Linked DNA regions of Homo sapiens: region 1 is linked to region 2. A link is a contact called in ENCODE Hi-C or POLR2A ChIA-PET data. All regions are on one chromosome and are shown on one strand. Each heading gives the region's core, a stretch centred on a gene start or an enhancer-like site at or near the end of the contact. The rest is flanking DNA. Distances are from core to core; before and after follow the strand shown.

Region 1 (3,301 bases), core at 49-2,548, 210 kb after region 2:
TCACGCCACTGCACTGCAGCCTAGGCGACAGAGGAAGACTCCAGCTCAAGAAAAAAAACAATGGACTGCCCCTAATTTGTAAACCATTTAAATGTGTCTATTACATTTAACTTTTCTTAATGTTTGTCAACTAAAAGTTTTATTCATTATACTTTGACATACTGGAACACAAAACTTGATTCCTTTGAAAAACTAAAGAGAAGTTGATAAAAAAAATACAGAAGCTCTAGATTCCTAATTGGAACTGACTACACTCATTTTTAAAAAATGGACGATGCCTAATAAAACCACATGAAATTAACTTTATTCTTTCTTTCATGGAGCTTGCACAGGAAAGCTAAAAAGGAGGGTCTGTGTGGAGACACGGGGCTCAACCACAAGAGAGGGGAAAATCAAGTTCTATAGCAAGAACCATATTGGAGGCCGGGCACAGTGGCTCACGCCTATAATCCCAGCACCTGGGGAGGCTGAGGCGAGCAGATCACCTGAGGTCAAGAGTTCGAAACCAGCCTGGCCAACATGGTGAAACCCCATCTCTACTAAAAATATTTTTAAAAATTTAGCTGGGAATGGTGGCAGATGCCTGTAGTTCCACCTACTTGGGAGGATGAGGCAGGAGAATTGCTTGAACCCCAGAGGTGGAGGTTGCAGTGAGCCAAGATTGCGCCACTGCACTCCAGCCTGGGCGACGGAGCAAGACTGTCTCAAAACAAACAAAACAAACTGTATTGGTTCATTGTCTTTCAACTGACTGGACACCAAAAGGAGTATTTTTCCAAAGCGTATACTTCAAATCAGAATTGATGCACCATCCTTGCCTTACTGGAGCCCAGGAAGAGAGGGAGGACAGATTCCTTAAGGAAAGACTGTGCTCTGGGAGGGGGCAGGTAGCGTCATTTTGGGGTGTAAAGGCATGGAATGCTGATTTGTAGGCAAAGTTGTTTAAGGAGGTCCTGTCACATTCAGTGGCATCCGTTATGATAAAGCCAATAGGCTTTTACACTCATCTGTCCATTTCTGTCAAGACCCTATGGCTGAGGTCAAAACAATGTTCTGGGAGAACCAGTTACCTCTAACCTTCCAATTCAGACACTGCCAGCTTAACTATGTAGAAACTGGCACACAGACCCTGTTAAGTGCTGCAACAATGACAGCGTTTCTATGAATTTGTTGGTACATGTGGGACTTTAGCTCATCTGAGGAGTCGAACAGCAGCTGTGAAAGTCTTCTACTCACTCCCTGTCGAGGCTGGCCTGGTTTGCTACACAAACACGGTGGCCCTAGGACCATGGGGCTATTCCTGCAGACGCCCTCGGGAACCAGCTGCTCTGAACGTGGTGGGGGTGTTGGAGCAGCAGTTTCTCAAAAGTCCACACACAGTTAAAGCTCTGAAAACAGCACGACGCACAGAAATGATTTCAGATGCTTTTCAGTAGCCACTTTCATGCCAACTCTTTATTTCCATAATAGAAAATCTTTTATTTCCACCTTTAGTGTTCCCTGCTAGAATAGATGACCACAAAACCCAGGCCAGAAACGTTCTGGTCTGCCGTGAACAGTCCAGGAGGCACTTGTTCTGCTGCTGTGGAAGTCGCCCTGACTCGGGGAGGAAGGGACACGCAGGTGGTATCAGTCTTGCTCAAGTAAACAGGCTGTTTTCCAAACATTGTGACTTGGCTACTGAGTGGGGATACCTGGTTTCATTGGCAATCTTCCAGTATCTCTCTCGCAAAAGGAACGCTGCACTTTTTGGTTGTCTCTGCCGAGTGAAGATCCCCTTTTTATTCCCCAGCACTCTCGTCGGTGCTACAAAAAAAAAAAAAAGACACAAAGCGATTCAGATGTCTTCTGATGGGTCAAGTTAGAACCAGTCTGGAGCTAAGGTAGGCACTAAATAGAAATGTCTTTTTTTTTCTTTTTTCTCCCTGTTGCCCAGGCTGGAATGCGGTGACACAATCATAGCTCACTGCAGCCTCAACCTCCTGGGCTCAGGCAATCCTCCTGCCTCAGCCTCTCCAGCACCACCATGCCCGGTAATCTTTTATTTTTATTTTTTAGTAAAGACAAGGTCTCATTATGTTGTCCAGGCTGGTCTCAAACTACTGGGCTCAAGCAATCTGCCCTCCTTAGCCTCCCTAAAGTGCTGGGATTATAAGCACAAGCCACCATGCTCAGCCAAATGTCCTCTTACAGTTTCAGGATGCTTGCTCTGAAGTGACAATTTATGGGTTGAAATATTTAAATACCACTGCTCTGCCCAAACACCCAGGTTCCCTGGTGTGTTAATTTCTAGTTTTCTAGTCTGTTAGGGGAAAAAAACCCAAAACAGTGGCCAGGTGTGGTGGCCAACGCCTGTAATCCCAGTGCTTTGGGAGGCTGAGGCAGGTGGATCACCTGAGGTCAGGAGTTCAAGATCAGCCTGGCCAACATGAGGAAACCCGCCTCTATTAAAAATACAAAAACTGGCTGGGCACATTGGCTCATGCCTGTAATCCCAGCACTCTGGGAGGACAAAGCAGGCGGATCACAAGGTCAGGAGATTAAGACCAGCCTGGACAATATGGTGAAACCTCATCTCTACTAAAAATACAAAAATTATACAGGCATGGTGGTGGGTGCCTGTGGTCCCAGCTACTCAGGAGGCTGGGGCAGGAGAATCGCTTGAACCCAGGACGCAGAGGTTGCAGTGAGCTGAGATTGTGCCACTGCACTCCAGCCTGGGCGACAGAGTGAGACTCCATCTCCAAAAAAAAAAAAAGCACTAAAAGTTTATCTTTTATTTGCAAACTAAGGTTTACATGCTGGGTACCCAGCTGTCTGGTAACTGGGTAGGCAGAGGGCTAGGGGTATCTGGGACAGTTACCCTTGAAAAGCCTTGGGCCTTTCTGAAGAGATAGCGCCTAGTGGGAGCCAGGGTCCTGACCAGCCACAGGTCCCTGCGTGGGACCTACTCATGGAGTTCAAAGTCCGCCGGGGCTGACGTCCAGCTTGGCAGCACCCACCACTGGTGGTCATTAGGCCTGAGCTGAGCCTGGTGGAGGAGCACAGCTGGCAACGACCTGTCAGGGCTGTGCTCTCAGGACATTCTCTGTCCCCAGTAAGACCACCACTAAATGGAAATGTTAAATGGAAAGGGGGCTTTCCCCACCAAAAGGTTCAAGACTGTTTCTTCCATAAGTGAACACAGGCATCGCCAAGTACTTCATCAAATGCAGCCCTTACGACACCAACAAGGAGGTGGCATTATCCCCACTGGACAGGCTTATGAAAAGCTTAGGTGACTTGCCCAACGTGATGCAGC
Region 2 (3,416 bases), core at 844-3,343:
TGAAAACAGAAAATTGGCCAGGTGCAGTGCCTCACTCCTGTAATCCTAGCAGTTTGGTAGGCTAAAGTGGGAGAATCGCTTCAGGCCAGGAGTTCAAGACCAGCCTGAGCAACATAGCAAGACCTTGTCTCAAAAAAAAAAAAATCAGCCAGGCACGATGGTGGATCACTTGAGCCCAGGAGGTCAAGGTTGCAGTAAGCAGTGGTTGCGCCACTGCACTCCAGCCTGGGCAACCAGAGTGAGACCCTATCTCAAAAACATATATAAAATAAAATAAAAAATTAATGGAAAATTACCACTTGCAAACTGTCAGGTCTGAAATTTGATTTTACCCTACTTACAAACTAATAAATTAGCCTCTTGCTTGTTTTATGGATGTGGCCAAAGAAACAAGACTGCTGGCCAGGCGCAGTGGCTCACACCTGTAATCCCAGGACTTTGGGAGTCTGAGGCGGGCAGATCACGAGGTCAGGACATTGAGACCATCCTGGCCAACGTGGTGAAAACCCACCTCTACTAAAAATACAAAAATTAGCCGGGTGTGTGGTGCACGCCTGTGGTCCCAGCTATTCAGGAGGCAGAGGCAGAAGAATCGCTTGAACCCAGGAGACGGAGGCTGCAGTGAGCCGAGATCACGCCACTGCACTCCAGCCTGGGCGACAGAGCAAGACTCCATCTCAAAAAAAAAAAAGAGAGAAGGAAGGAAGGAAGGAGAGAGAGAGAGAGAAAGAAAGGAAAGAAAGAAAAAGAAAGAAAGAAAGAAAGAGAAAGAAAAGAAAGAAAGAAAGAAACAAACAAACAAACAAGACTCCTGGGTCAGAGACAAAGGACTTTATTGCTTACAGCATGGCAAGCAGCGTAGGCAGCAGGATATTTGCATCAGTTCCCCTTTCCCTCCAACTTCCATGGGGTAACACAACGTGGCCCAGATGGATGCCTCAAAGATGGTGGGTTTGGATCACAGCTGAGGAACACTCAGCTCAGGGAATCTATTGTTTTTGTTGTTGTTGTTTTATTATATATTTTTTTATTTTTATTTTTTATTATTTTTTTGAGACAGAGTTTTGCTCTTGTTGCCCAGCCTGGAGTGCAATGGCGCAATCTCGGCTCACCGCAACCTCTGCCTCCCAGGTTCAAGCGATTCTCCTTCCTCAGCCTCCCGAGTAGCTGGGATTACAGGCATGCGCCATCATGCCCAGCTAATTTTGTATTTTTTTAGTAGAGATGGGGTTTCTCCATGTTGGTCGGGCTGGTCTTGAACTCTCAACCTCAGGTGATCTGCCCACCTCGGTGTTTTATTGTTTTATTTTTGTAGAGATGGGGTCTCACCATGTTGCCTAGGCTGGTCTTGAAATCCTTGCCTCAAAGGATCCTTGACTTGGCCTTCCAAAGTGCTGGATGGCTGGGCACGGTGGCTCACACTTGCAATCCCAGCACTTTGGGAGGTCAAGGAGGGTAAATCACCTGAGGTCAAGAGTTCGAGACCAGCCTGGCCAACATGGCAAAGCCCTGTCTCTACAAAAATACAAAAATTAGCCAGGCATGGTGGCGTGTGCCTGGAGGCTGATGCAGAAGAATCACTTGAACCTAGAAGGCGGAGGTTACAGTGAGCCGAGATCGCACCACTGCACTCCAGCCCGGGTAACAGAGTGAGAATCCATCTCAAAAAAAGAAAAGAGAAAAAAAAATCAAGGCTCATGCCTGTAATCTCAGCACTTTGAGAGGCTGAGGCGGGCGGATCACCTGAGGTCGGGAGATTGAGACCAGCCTGACCAATATGGAGAAACCCCGTCTCTACTAAAAAATACAAAATTAGCCGGGTGTGGTGCTGCATGCCTGTAATCCCAACTACTCAGGAGGCTGAGGCAGGAGAATCACTTGAACCCAGGAGGCGGAGGTTGCAGTGTGCCAAGATCGCACCATTGCACTCCAGCCTGGGCAATAAGAGCGAAATTCCATCTCAAAAAAAAAAAAAAAATCAAAGTGCTGGGATTATAGACATGAGCCACTACGCCTGGCTGAAATCTATTGTTTTTATACCAAGCAGTGGGCAAGCCTGCTCTTTGTCCAAGAGGAAACATTAACTTGTCTCTGAAGATTACCAGCTGTGTAAACAACCCTGAGAAAAGGCCCAAATAAAGAGCATTCTTGGGCCTTGCATTCTTGGCACACCCAGCAAGACATGTAAGCACACAACAGATCCATGGAGGACTCTCAACACAAAGATCGCAATAAAAATTGTTTCAGGCAAAAATTATTGATGGGCTGGGTACAGTGGCTCAAGCCTGTAACCCCAGCAATTTGGGAGGCTGAGGCAGGAGGACTGCTTGAGCCCAGGAGTTTGAAACTCACCCAGGCAACAAAGCATGACATCTCTACACACACACACACACACACACACACACACACACACACACACACACACACGTTTTAAATTAGCCAGGCATAGTGATGCAAGCCTGTAGTCTCAGCTACTCAGGAGGCTGAGATAGGAGGCTGAGCCCAGGAGGTTGAGGCTGCAGTAAGCTGTGTGATTGCACTACTGCACTCCAGCCTGGGCAACAGAGTGAGACGCTGCCTCAAAAAAAAAAAAAAAAATCATCGATGGATGCTTAAATTAGTAGGCACTGTTATGATGAAAAACAGAACAGTCACATATTTTCCCACAAGATGCTTATTAAATACAAAGAAAAAATAACAACTTTATAGTAGAGCAATCTAGCAAACATTAACCAAGTGAACAAAGTTAACATCACCAGGAATGGGAAAAACTGCTGACATCATGTGACTCTTCCTACGATGCCTTGAAATGACACATAATTTCTCTGGCGTTCTTGCCAAATATGAATAACCTGCATTTTTTTTTTTTTTTGAGACAGAATCTCAGTCTGTTGCCCAGGCTGGAGTGCAGTGGTGCGATCTTTGCTCACTGCAACCTCCACCTCTTGGGTTCAAGTGATTCTTCTGCCTCAGCCTCCTGAGTAGCTGGGATTACAGGCACGTGCCATCAGGCCCAGCTAATTTTTTCTATTTTTAGTAGAGATGGGGTTTCACCATGTTTGCCAGGATGGTCTCGATCTCTTGATCATGTGATCCGCCTGCCTTGGCCTTCCCAAAGTCCTGGGATTACAGGCGTGAGCCACCGTGACCGGCCGTAACCTGCATTTAAACATAAGGAAACATGAGGCCAGGCGCAGCGGCTCATGCCTGTAATCCCAGCACTTTGGGAGGCCAAGGCAGGCGGATCACCTGAGGTCAGTAGTTCCAGACCAGTCTGGCCAACATAGTGAAACCCCATCTCTACTAAAAATACAAAAATTAGCCAGGAATGGTGGCAGGTGCCTGTAATCCCAGGTACTCTGGAGGCTGAGGCAGGAGAATCACGTGAACCCGGGAGGTGGAGGCTGCAGTGAGCG

The links. A loop is a pair of places that touch in the nucleus more often than their neighbours do. ChIA-PET counts read pairs that join two places held with the same protein, here RNA polymerase II (POLR2A). Pooled maps may share reads with other maps.
Region 1: a loop to region 2 is called in a map of head of caudate nucleus, with 3 times the contacts of the local background. The contact joins two enhancer-like sites. A Hi-C loop is called at or near these places in 3 of 168 maps with a recorded cell type or tissue (aorta, head of caudate nucleus and ovary) and 3 of 50 pooled maps. POLR2A ChIA-PET finds 5 or more read pairs at or near these places in 4 of 52 experiments (H1, MCF 10A, OCI-LY7 and 1 more).

What each region holds. Positions count from the first base shown.
Region 1 is chr7:65,959,258-65,962,558 of GRCh38, forward strand. It overlaps VKORC1L1 (vitamin K epoxide reductase complex subunit 1L1), which reads left to right. Exons shown (of 3, transcript NM_173517.6): 3 at 1-301. GUSB (glucuronidase beta) reads right to left here. Exons shown (of 12, transcript NM_000181.4): 12 at 1,427-1,806. The coding sequence ends at 1,640. Among named protein-coding and RNA genes, the nearest start is that of GUSB, 21 kb to the right of the region's middle. Within about 2 kb of position 1,299, at least 3 of the 41 ENCODE cell types and tissues checked have a DNase peak (open chromatin) inside an H3K27ac peak, as active enhancers do.
Region 2 is chr7:65,743,723-65,747,138 of GRCh38, forward strand. The region is part of intron 2 of LINC03006 (long intergenic non-protein coding RNA 3006); the gene reads right to left. Among named protein-coding and RNA genes, the nearest start is that of SNORA22, 10 kb to the right of the region's middle. Within about 2 kb of position 2,094, at least 8 of the 41 ENCODE cell types and tissues checked have a DNase peak (open chromatin) inside an H3K27ac peak, as active enhancers do.